Linked DNA regions of Homo sapiens: region 2 is linked to region 1. The links are chromatin contacts, found by Hi-C or POLR2A ChIA-PET in ENCODE. All regions are on one chromosome and are shown on one strand. The core of a region is the stretch at or near the end of the contact, and the rest is flanking DNA. Distances in the headings are between cores, read along the strand shown.

Evidence for each region. Hi-C counts contacts between places; a loop is a spot of excess contacts on that map. ChIA-PET counts read pairs that join two places held with the same protein, here RNA polymerase II (POLR2A). Pooled maps may share reads with other maps.
Region 2: POLR2A ChIA-PET joins it to region 1 with 15 read pairs in activated T-cell. The contact joins two enhancer-like sites. A Hi-C loop is called at or near these places in 3 of 50 pooled maps. POLR2A ChIA-PET finds 5 or more read pairs at or near these places in 4 of 52 experiments (BJ, H1, T-cell and 1 more).

Annotation. Positions count from the first base shown.
Region 1 is chr13:45,141,764-45,148,336 of GRCh38, forward strand. The region is part of intron 2 of GTF2F2 (general transcription factor IIF subunit 2); the gene reads left to right. Among named protein-coding and RNA genes, the nearest start is that of GTF2F2, 25 kb to the left of the region's middle. Within about 2 kb of position 1,813, at least 6 of the 41 ENCODE cell types and tissues checked have a DNase peak (open chromatin) inside an H3K27ac peak, as active enhancers do.
Region 2 is chr13:45,289,223-45,295,586 of GRCh38, forward strand. No RefSeq gene overlaps it. Among named protein-coding and RNA genes, the nearest start is that of SNORA31B, 44 kb to the right of the region's middle. Within about 2 kb of position 3,114, at least 2 of the 41 ENCODE cell types and tissues checked have a DNase peak (open chromatin) inside an H3K27ac peak, as active enhancers do.

The sequences.
Region 1 (6,573 bases), core at 563-3,062:
TGGCCATGGGTAACTGCTTGGTATGTAAGCCTCCAGATTACTCTCCATACAAATCATTTTGGGTGTTTAATACGGACAAAGTTTTAAAACATTGTTATGTTTTAAATCCACTAACCAGAGCAAGGTATTTTTCTAACCCCTTTAGGCTTAGTTTTGCTAACTTCAGAACATAGCACAGAAGTCTGATTTTGCTTTCCTTGTTGTTCTCTCTTGTATGTAGTTCTGAGGCTTTGGTTTACTTTGTTGCATCTTGATCTCTTCCCTAGAGTACATGGCCAGTACTTACATTCCTTGTTTTTCTCACTTTAGTCTTGAATTCTTTTGAAAGTAAAACCTCAGTAGAAGTGAGTTGAAATTATTTTATTCAAATCAGTTTCCTCAACCACAGTTGAAGAAAAAGTAAGCCCACCATTTTGTTTTTGAGATGGAGTCTGGCTCTGTTGCCCAGGCTGGAGCGCAGTGGCGTGATCTCGGCTCACTGCAACCTCCGCCTCCTGAGTTCAAGCAATTCTCGTGCCTCAGCCTCCTGAGTAGCTGGGATTATAGGCGCCTGCCACCATGCCCAGCTAATTTTTTTTATTTTTAGTAGAGACAGGGTTTCACCATGTTGGCCAGGCTGGTCTTGAACTCCTGACCTCAAGTGATCTGCCTGCCTTGGCCTCCCAAAGTGCTAGGATTACAGGCGTGAGCCACCACGTCTGGCCCTCAGAATTTCTTAAAAGGGAATCTAGTGGTTTTTACCTATGCCAATATCAGAGACAAATAAGGAGCAAATTGTGTGTGTTTGCATGTTTTATATGTAGGCAACAGGTCTAGCAGATTTTCTACCTAACGTAACACATAATCAGTCTTGTAGAAGATCTAGATACTTTTAGTGATGAGAACAGACTTATAGTAATTAGTACCCTAAGACTGCTATGAAAATGCTTGAAAACAGCTTGTTGCCTAGTTGGTCTCCTGGCTGTATTCTCCAGGCTGTCTTGTTTACTTTACTAATTTACTTAGTTTTCATTGCTGTTACTGAATTAACTAAATTCACTGTTAAACAAGTGTAGGATGGGTGGGGAATGTCTTACAGTGCATGTGACTAGGTTATCAGGATTTTAGTTGATTTTGAGCTTAATATGAGTCATCAAATTTATGAGCCGATAAACAAAAGGCTCCATTGATAGATGTCTGTTGTTTAGAATGAAGTGGAATGATAATCCTCCTCCTTACTTTGCCAGTCAGCTCACAGTGAAAACATTATGTTCAGTTCTTAGTGCTGCACTTAAAGAGAGACATGGATGAATAAGATCATTCAGTGGAGTGAGACTAGGATAATCAGAAAGCTGGAAAAAAAAATTAATGTCTTATAAGGAACATTTGAAAGTCTAGGGCTGTTAAGAGAAGATGTAGGGCAGACCAGGTAAACTGTACTCACAGATGTAGAATCAACTACTGATTCCTAGAGGCAGATTAACCTCTAAGTATGTAGGTTTATAGGTTATAGGTTATAGGTTACCTGTGGTTTAAAAAAATGTGTATTTGGGTACAAAATGAAAACAACTAAGATTTTAGAAAGGCAGTGTGGCATACTGGTTATGAGTATGGACCTGGGAATTAGCCTGAGGTTTAGTCCTTACCCTATCACTTACTAGCTATGTGACTTTGCGTAAATTGTTTACTCTGTTTCCTCATCTGAGGAGATGATATTAATACCTCATAGGTTCAAATGCATGTAAAATACGTAGTTAATAAGAGTTCTCCTGCTGTTGTAACCACGCATACTACACAGGCCAGATAGTAGATACTGCATTGTGTCTAATGTGGTGTGGGAGGACCTTCCCTCCCTACCACATCTTCCGAAGCTCAGCAGCAGCTTGCTGTGTGTCGCAGGCCAGAAACTAGGAGATCTGTATGGCGTGGCTGCTTATTCCAGAAGACAGGGCTGTGGGTGGAGAGATTGGGAGAGGCAGAGAGGAGGGAAAAGACGTGCAGCCTGGAATGCAGCTCTTCCTGAATTTGGTTCTGTCTTAATACTCGAAAAAAGGAGAGTCCAGTTGTGAATAAGATGAGAGTAACAGCTTGTTCTGACAGTTGGTAACATTTGGACCATTTTTATCAAGCAATTTATATGATATTTCTAAACCAATGTACCTGGATTATTTTTGTATCTTTGGACATCTGATGTGTGCCACATTTTAATTAGTTTATAGTTTTGCTGGTCTGGGCATGGTGGCTCACACCTGTAATCCTAACACTTTGGGAGGCTGAGGCAGGTGGATCACCTGAGGTCAGGAGTTCGAGACCAGCCTGGCCAACGTGGTGAAACCCCGTCTCTACTAAAAATACAAAAATTAGCCAGATGTGTTGGTGTGTGGCTATAATCCCAGCTCCTCGGGAGGCTGAGGCAGGAGAATCGCTTGAACCCGGGGAAGCAGAGGTTTCAGTGAGCGGAGACCTCACCATTGCACTCCAGCTTGGTCAACAAGCGCAAAACTCAGTCTCAAAAAAAAAATTAGTTTATAGTTTTGCTTTAGCTTGTTTAATTTTAAAGGCAACCTTCTTTGTACATCACCATCCTGCCTCAGAATACTTCAGTTGTCCAAATGTTTGATATATGTTATATCTTATTGATAATCATGTAGCCTGTACTAATAATATGGCTTCTCCCCGAGATTTTTATTTCTAGCTTTATTTCTTTTTTTGGTCTTTTTTTTTTTTTTTTTTTTTGAGACAGAGTCTCACTCAGTCACCCAGGCTGGAGTGCAGTGGCGCGATCTCGGCTTGGGTTCACGCCATTCTCCTGCCTCAGCCTCCCGAGTAGCTGGGACTACAGGCGCCCGCCACCACGACTGGCTAATTTTTTGTATTTTTAGTAGAGACGGGGTTTCACTGTGTTAGCCAGGTTGGTCTCGATCTCCTGACCTCGTGATCCACCCGCCTCGGCCTCCCAAAGTGCTTATTTCTAGCTTTATTTCTAAACATGTTTAACATTCTGGGTCATGTGGGGACCCGCTAATAATAAAAAGTATGGAAACAAAAAATTAATGAGACACAATTTTTCTGTTATAAAATTGACTGAGTTTAGAACAGTGTTATACTGATAATATGATGACGGGAGTTCAATTTGTTACAAACTTTCTGAAAGGCAGTCTGGCAACATATATGTGTGTGTATATAACTTACACAACATGCACACATATTCCTGCTCAAAACAACATAGAATAACAATCCCACTGTTTTCTCTGCCAGTTAGCTCACAGCTCAAGCATTTTATTCAGTTCTCGATGATGCCATTATCTAGAGAGATAGACAAATGAGCTCATCCAGTAGAGTGGGACTGGGATAATGAGAAAGCTATAAAAATTAATAAAAAAAATTCATGCCTTTCATCCAGCAATTCTGTAAATTTCTCTTTGTTTCTTTCATTCCATCAACTGCTAGGAACTTATCCCAGGGAAGTAATAGGTGAGTGATGGAAAGATTAATATATGAGGATAAATTAATAGTAAAATATTTATGCCCTTTTGACATGTCTTCATCATTCTTTGAGCACTTGTTATTTTTTTGACATAGAGAGATGTTTTAGACTCATCTTATACATTTCTGCCTAAGCCCTGGAGTTAGCCATTTCTCCAAGGGGTTGGCCATGGTTCCTTTTAGGGGAGAATGATATTTAGAAACTAAGATCTGGATACCCCAAATGCTTCTTGCTGCTTCCAAGGCCTTCTCAGTGAACAGAGCTAGGGAGCATATGTACACACACACATACCTCCCCCACACACATCCCTCTTTACATCTGTATTTCTATATTTACATATATTGAAATGAGTTTGCACTAATATATCCAGTTCCAATAAAATACCACATACTTTGTTCCAGTTTTCTTCCTTTTCTTACTTGTGCTTCTTTTCCAAAAGTGAGAAACCTGGTTCCTGTTGTCCTTAATATAGTTACTTATTTGTTTGGGCCTCTGTTCTTACTTGTTCAGTCCGTTCCCAACTCCATGTGCAAATACCCTATTCACCCTGCTTGGGCTGTAGCTCCCCTCAGTGTGCTGCCACTTTTGCTGTCCTCCACTGGGACACCCTCCTCACCCTGTTCAGGCTTTCATTCCTGTTCTGAGGTTTCTCCCCTCCTCCATAGGAATGCCTCCTTACCCCACTAAGGGTCCAGCATCCTGTTTCAGGTTGTCCTCCTATATGTGGATGCTCTCACCCGCCAGGCTCTGACACATTTCTTACTGAGCCACTCCTTTATAGCGATGCCCTCCTTACCTGACTGGGCTCTGATACCTTGCCCCTGCTTGCCTGCTTCACCCCAGTGGCATCCTCTTCACCCCATTTGGACTATGACCATCCTATCCAACCCACTCTGAAGAAGATACCTATGTTGTTTGGCTTCACCTAATGGTTTTTGAGCTCAGTTGTTCAGTTAGGGGAAGTATGAATAGGAATTAAAACAAGGCCTGGTGCGGTGGCTTATATCTGTAATCTCAGCACTTTGCGAGGCCAAGGCAGGAGGATCACTTGAGTCTAGGAGTTCGAAACCAGCTGGGGCAACATAGTGAGACCCTGTCTCTACAAAAATAAAAATAAATGTTAGCTAGATAAGGTAATGAGCGCCTGTGGTCCCAGCCACTCCAGAGGCTGAGGTGGGAGGATCACTTCAGCCCAGGAAGTCAAGGCTGCAGTAAGCCATCATCATGCCACTGCACTCTAGCCTGGGTGACAGGTCAAGACCCTGTCACAAAAAGAAAACAAAACAAAACCAACAAGAGCCAACAGTTGAATAATGATATTGTTTTATTAACCTGGAAAAGGTGTTGCTTATTGCCTGTTAGTGAAAAGCCAGGCCCCATTGGTACCAAATCCAAGAAGTATTTTAAAAGTGTAAGAAAAAGGAAAGACATGATTAATACAAATTAAGAAAGGCAACAGGAATGAGACCGGAATCTAAAAAAGTAGCTGTGGGGTATTGAGAAATAGACTCAGAGTAGTAAAGGAGAAAATGCACAGCATTCTGAGAAATTTAGTGAAAGGATGGCCAGATGTTTACTTCATTAATTTCTGAAGATAGCACTGTATTGTACAATAATTAGCATTTAAAATTTTGCACACAGGTCATCATACAAAGGGTATATTATAGTTGTAATGTAGAATAACAAAAGGTTATGTGTACTTCATACATTCACACACCAAGACAAGGGAATATGTCATTCTTTTAAAATAAGTTTTAAGTCTTCAAGGATTAGCTTTTTTTCCTAGAGAGTATTAACTCATCTAGAGCTCATCAATCTATCATTCCAATTAAGATGCTGTTATAATTATATATGTGTGAAAATGAAATTGTCCTCTCCTCCTGTGTTCCCTGATTGCATCTAGTTACCAAGACTGAAAATGTCAACATGATCTTTAATTCATCTTTTTTCCTATGCTGCCCACTTCCAGTCATTTCCTCTTCTCTTAGTTTTAACAATTTAATGACCTGCTATGTATCTCTTCCTTACGTTCTACCACTAGCTGCTTCAAGCTGTCTTTACTTTCTATGTGGGTGTTTGCCTTAGCCTCAGTAGAATTCTGTAAACATTATGGAAGTGTCTTCTGCATCTTTTCGTTTGTTTTGTCTACAGCACCTCTGCCTTAAACAGGTAGCTAAATTAAAGGCAGTTACATTAAATTGAGCTCTAGAAGCTAAATTCAGGAGTGCTAGAGAGGGGACTGTGGTGAATTTAGTGCCTGCCTCAAAATGCAAGTTGAGGGTATTGTTGTCATGCTGAATTGGGGGCCAATCTTTGCCATATCTCTGATTCTTGTAAGAGAAGCTGGAAATTCATATTTTTATGTGAAATCTTAAAATTTTCTCACCTCGTTTTAAGATACTTCCTCAACAAAGAAGAGACTGACATTGCATTTTAATATGTAAAAGACTGAGAAGTCCTACAGTAAACAAATCTGCGGAAAAATCTGGAATCCTTAGTCTGTCCTAAGTGATTCTTTACCATTTGACTCTGGGCTGCCATTCACTAGTGTCAGAAAGAATGTGCTAGATACTTTCTTTTTTCATTTGGGCTATTCCCTTAGCCTGGAAATCCCCCATGTTTTCGACTTCATCCCTCACTCACTTCTTTTCCTGGCTTTCCAGTTTGCATTTCCATGACAGGTACATTTATGGTATATACCTTTGCCATAAAGTTTTTGTTGTTATGGCAAGATATAACTGTTTTATTTGTAGTTGTTTATGATTGGACGTGTCTATTTTCATTAAACTGGGACTTCCTTGAGGTCAAGGATCCATACTTAATACTGTACCATGTACGTAGCACAATGCATAGTGGACATATAGTAGACCCTTCATAATAGAATGAGTGATTAACTGAGCTAGTGAATGAAGGCAGGTTGGAACCAAACTGAACGTTATGGAGAAACAGTGGTTTTCTAATTGGTCTTCCTATCTCTAGTCACCTTTAGTCTACTCTGTATATATTTTCTAGTGCAAGTTTCCTGTAGGAAATGTTTGTACTTGTTATTCTTTTGGTCAAACAATATCTACAGATCTCCATTGCCCAAAGAATAAAGTCTGTATTTT
Region 2 (6,364 bases), core at 1,864-4,363, 150 kb after region 1:
CTCCCAAGTAGCTGGGATTACAGGCACCCGCCACCACGCCCAGCTAATTTTTGTTTTTTTTAGTAGAGATGGGGTTTCACCATGTTAGCGAGGATGGTCTCGATTTTTTGACCTTGTGATCCACCCACCTCGCCCTCCCAGAGTGCTGGGATTACAGGCGTGATTACAGGTTGCAGTGAGCCAAAATTGTGCCACTGCACTCCAGCTTGGGCAACAGAGGGAGACTCCATCTAAAAAAAAAAGAAAAGCAGGGGCTTTTAGCTGATTGTGTTACAAACTGTAAATTTTTATTTTTTTTTGAGACGGAGTCTCACTCTGTCCCCCAGGCTGGAGTGCAGTGGCGCCATCTCGGCTCACTGCAAGCTCTGCCTTGTGGGTTCACACTATTCTCCTGCCTCAGCCTCCCAGGTAGGTGGGACTACAGGCACCGGCCACCATGCCTGGCTAATTTTTTGTATTTTTAGTAGAGACGGGGTTTCACTGTGTTAGCCAGGATGGTCTCGATCTCCTGACCTCATGATCCATCTGCCTCAGCCTCCCAAAGTGCTGGGATTACAGGCGTGAGCCACCGTGCCCGGCCTAGAAACTGTAAATTTAAAAGGACTTTGCAGATGCGTTAGCTTTCAGTTTAACTGAGTTCTATTAAGTCATTTAGTCTAAAATATTAGGGCTTTCAAGAATGATTTTCTTGTGTACCGTATTTTTAAATGTTGAAACTTATATTTAAGTGGTCTCAAGGGTATAAGTTTTTTTATTGTGTTGTAGAAGTGTGAGTTCACCAAAAGAATATGTTTCTGGACTAAAAACTATAATCTGGTTTGGTCATGAAACACAATGGCTATTTGTTTGGGAAGTATTTACTAAGCATGACTGTATCTCAGGCACTAGAGACACAAAAGCACTAGACATAAGCATTCACAATCTAGTGGGAAATGCAGCTGTGGATGGGTAACAATACCGTGTAGGTACAGAAGTGCAAATGAAGTGTTGCTCTCCATGAGAAGACTCTAGTTAATTCATTGTTGCCACTTGTGCTCTTCATGGATTTCCAGTGTTTCAGGTATTTGAATGCAGTAACGTATACTTAATTTTAAAACCTCATTGAATATAATTTAATCATTGATAATTCTTAAGACACAAAAGGATTTATACAGTGCCTCAGGCTGATCTATTATGAACACACAGTGGATGTCTGTAATACAACGATCTCAATAGAATGTTGAATTAAGAGCTTACTGGGCTGGTCCTCTTGACATTTAAGCTTTACTTCTGATTACCATTCCAGTGTATTTCCTTGAACAAAAGCCTGTCAACCACTTTGCCATTTATTTATTCAGTGAAAAATCATTGCTGCCAGGCACGGTGGCCAGCACTTTGGGAGGCCAAGGTGGGTGGATCGCCTGAGGTCGGGAGTTCGAGATCAGCCTGACCAACATGGAGAAACCCCATCTCTACTAAAAATACAAAATTAGCCAGGCGTGGTGGCACATGCCTGTAATCCCAGTTACTCAGGAGGCTGAGGCAGGAGAATTGCTTGAACCCAGGAGGCGGAGGTTGTGGTGAGCTGAGATCGCACCATTGCACTCCAGCCTGGGCAACGAGAACAAAACTCCGTCTCAAAAAAACATTGCTGCCCACTGTGTGCCAGGCACAGGGGTAGAGGTGATACGTATTTGTGATAATACGTACTACCAGTTCTCTGCCTGTCTTACTAAATAAAAAGGAAGAATAATAGCTCATGTTTCTTGGACCCTTACTGTGTGTCCAGCACCATGCTAAACATTTAACTCATATAACTCATTTAATCCTCCCAGCCACCCTGTAATCTGTGTTCTCTTATTATCTGTGTTCTATCAATGTGAGTCCAGAGGCACTGAAAGGTTAAAGAACCTGCCCTTGGTCATACAGTAGAATATACAGTAGAACCTGCCCCAGGTCTAGCCAAGGAAAGGAGGCAGATCAAATCCCAGAATGGCACTGTGGAACATAGGCTCCTGGCCACCATGTGTTAGATAATGGGTGCTCCACTGCTCAGTGCCCACAGCTATCATTCACCTCCCTAGGGTTCAGTGACTCCTCACTAAATGCTGGTGGCAAAGTCTCAAGAGTTACCTTTCCTGAACCAAAAATAATTGCTTCAGGATTCTGCCTCAGTTGCTTTGCCTGTAGAGATTGGGTTTCCAGTGTTTATTTCTTTTGTAGAGTTTCTTATTATGGAATGATGTTCTGTCTTTGCTGTAGATTCAGATGAGGAGATACTTCCCATTAATGACCACAGATGGCCAGTGTATTTGATTTATTTCCATCCAAGACTCAATGACTCTCCAATGCCAGGCTCATGAGAAAATTGCCGGCTTGGGTGGTCACAGCTGGGGGTCTTTGCCATGGCCCAGTGAGCACAAAGGAAGTCCGTCAGCTTGAGACCCCCAGGTAATGGGGATACAGAGACGAACAAATAAGACAGGTCCTTGCATTTAGGGAGCTGTGGTATTGAAGAAGACTGGGAAGCAAATAAATGGCAGCATAGTGTCTTAAGTGCAGCAGTAGAAATATATGGGAGAATGTTTTAAGAGCTACCTACATTCAAAGCTTGGGACTTTGAACAAGTTGCCTACCATCAGTGCCTGTTTACTTGTCTGTGAAACCGAAATGTTAAAGAGTATCTATCTCATAGAATTGTGATGAAAATTAAATGTCAATTTAATGCTCATATATGGAACACTGCATGGCACATAAAAAGTACTTTATCAGGGTTGGCTATTATATAAAATATGGGGTAGCACAGAGAATGAAACAACTAGTTAAATTTTTGGAGAATCAGGAAAGCTTCTTAGGAGTTGGTATATGAATTGTGTTTTAAAGAAGTCTAGGAGTTCATAAAAGTCAAAGAGCAGGAAATACAGAAAGAGCAAATACAAGAGAATTCTAATAGCCTTACTTCCCCAGGTGGTTTGAATGAGAACCTGCACACACTTTCAGTGTACCTGCAGATACAGCAGATTGTAAAGGATTGTGACTTGACAAGTTAAGTATTTTCTCAGTCTAATAGAGCAACTTGGAATCAGGTAATCTGACCCTGGGCCCAAGTGGAATGGATGAGGTGTTAGGCGGGGCTAACCTCCATCAGCTCTGCACACAGGTGCAAACTGATGCCAACAACTCAATGACTCCTTTATTTGCAGCAGGCTTTTTCCTGTTGACTCATCCCTGAACACATTTCTTTAATATAGTCTAATTAGAGTAGCATTCCAAAACAGCCTGAGAGAATTATGTGTTAGAAGTTTGAGGTCCCAATCACTTACTCTCCATCACTGCAAGCTCTAATAAAGATAAATAAGGAGGAGGAGCTAAATGAGGTCAAATGATTCACCTTCTTGGTGGAGGCTCAGTAACTCCTAGCTGGACTAAAGAACCTAGCTAAGAGCTGAGGCCAAAGTGGAGAATCTCCTTATCTTTTTTCAAGCAGAGATAACGGGTCACCAACGGAAGTTGGCCTGACTTACCACTTGCAGGTGAAAAATCTGGAGTAGTTGGTCTCCCAGAGGTGTCACAGCCTAGTGTGCACACCCTGTGGGAGTGGACATAGGGGTTCAAGAACACAGCAAATACAGAATGGGAAATGGATGAACCTAACCACATCAAAATTCCCTCATACATTGTTAAGGAATGTTTGTTAACTTAGTGGACATAGAAAAGATGGACTTTTGAAAAGGCACAAATGATTGAATGGTAGCAGGCTACCAAATGAACTCTTATCCAAGTGCCTTCAAGCCTGCCTACTCCCCCAGATTCCCCTCTGGACTACCAATTACCTCCACCCCTATCCCAAAGACACAGCTGAGACATTTGTGAGCACTCGCTCAGCCATATGTTCAGACATTTGTCAGATGTTGACCTCCAAGAGACACAACTGGCATGAAACTGCCAATTAGCACTTCAGAAATAATGTTCTCTCACCAGTGATGCTAAAAGGGAAACTTCATATAAAGGAGAATATATTTGTGAAACGCATATAAAGGATTGTATCCAGACTATATAAAGGTCTCTTAAAACTTTAATAAAATAATAAAACAATTCAGTTTTAAAACAGGCAATATCCAGGCGAGGTAGAAAAAAGAAAAAAAATTAATAAATGTGAGAACATACATTTCATCAAGAAGGTATAGATGAACAAGCACATGAAAAGCTGCTCAGCATAATTGGTCATTAGAGAAATGCAAATTACAAAAGAATGCTGCATACCTATCAGAATAGCTAAAACTTTTTTTTTTTTTTTTTTTGGTGGGGAAAGGGGGTGTTTTGTTTTGTTTTTGAGACGGAGTATATCTCTGTCACCCAGGCTGGAGTGCAGTGGCACAATCTCGGCTCACTGCAACCTCTGCCTCCCCAGTTCAAGCGATTCTCCTGCCCCAGCCTCCCAAGTAGCTGGGATCACAGGCGTTCTTCACCACACCCAGCTGACTTTTGTATTTTTAGTTGAGATGGGTTTTTTTTCCATCTTGGCCAGGCTGGTCTCGAACTCCTGGCCTCGGGTGATCCGCCCACCTCAGCTTCCCAAAGTGCTGGGATTATAGGCGTGAGCCACTGCCCCCGGCCAGAATAGCTAAAACTTTAGAAACCTGACAGTGTCAAGTGCTACCGAGCATGCAGAGCAACCAGAACGCACACATGGTTCATGGAATGCCAAAGGATACCGGTTCTTTGGAAAACAGTTTGGCAGTTTATTGTAAAGTTAAACACACTACCATACGCAACCCAGCAATCCCATTCCTAGAAGCTTACCCAGGAGAAATGAAGACATATATGCACACACAAAAGCCTGTATAGAAGGATTTATAGCAGTTTTATTTATTTATTTATTTATTTATTTATTTATTTTTGATACGGAGTTTCGCTCTTGTCACCCAGGCTGGAGTGCAGTGGCACAATCTCAGCTTACTGCAACCTCCACCTCCCGGGTTCGAGTGATTCTCCAGATTTGCCCCCAGAGTAGTTGGGATTACAGACATGCGCCACCACAACCAGCTAATTTTTTTTTTTTTTTTTTTTTTTTTTTTGAGACGGAGTCTCACTCTGCCACTCGGGCTGGAGTGCAGTGGCGCAATCTCAGCTCACGGCAGCCTCTGCCTCCCAGGTTCAAGCAATTCTCTGCCTCAGCCTCCCGAGTAGCTGGGATTACAGGTGCCCACCGCCACACCTGGCTAATGTTTTGTTTTGTTTTTCTGAGACGGAGTTTCGCTCTTGTTGCCCAAGCTGGAGTGCAATGGTGCGATCTTGGCTCAACACAACCTCTGTCTCCCGGGCTCAAGCAATTCTCCTGCCTCAGCCTCCTGAGTAGCCGGGATTACAGGCATGCGCCACCACGCCTGGCTAGTTTTGTACTTTTAGTAGAGACAGGGTTTCTCCGTGTTAGGCTGGTGTCAAGCTCCCAACCTCAGGTGATCCGCCCACTTTGGCCTCCCAAAGTGCTGGGATTACGGGTGTGAGCCACTGCGCCTGGCCATTTTTTTGTATTTTTAGTAGAGATGGGGGTTTCATCAAGTTGGCCAGGCTGGTCTTGAACTCCTGACCTCGTGATCCACCTGCCTCGGCCTCCCAAAGTGCTGGGATTACAGGCGTGAGCCACTGCTCCTGGCTTATAGCAGCTTTAATTCTAATCACCAAAAACAGAAAACCATCCAAATGTCCACCAACTTGTAACTAGAGAAAGCAAACTGTGGTATAGTCATACAATGGAATGGTTTAAAGAAACCAGACTCTTAGTGGTATGTACTGTATGCTTCCGTGTATGTGGCATTCTGGAAAAGGCAAAACCAGAGGGATAAAAACACAGGACAGTATTTGCCTGAGGTTGACTACAAAGAAAGACAAGGGAACTTCACAGGTAATGGAAATCCTGATAGTGGTGGCAGCTACATGACACTGCGTGTGTTAAAACTTGCACATTGTGAGTTTTACTGCATAAAAGTGTTAACTAAAAGAGTGTCTGGGTACGGTGGCTCAGGCCTATAATCCCAGCACTTTGGGAGGCCGAGTCAGGAGGATCACCAGAGGTCAGGAGTTCGAGACCAGCCTGGCCGACATGGCAAAACCCTGTCTCTACTAAAAATACAAAAATTAGCCAGGTGTGGTGACACGCACATGTAATCCCGGCTACTTGGGAGGTTGAGGCAGGAGAATCACTTGAACATGGGAGGCAGAGACTGCATTGAGCCAAGATGGTGCCACTGCACTCCAGCCTGGGTGACAGAGACTCCATCTCAAAAAAAAAAGAGGTTGAGGGAAATAGCTTTTATTTGGGAAATAAAGATTTGCAATTTGTGTACACTGAAGCAAGGCAGTCCTGAATAGTAGACTGTAAGGC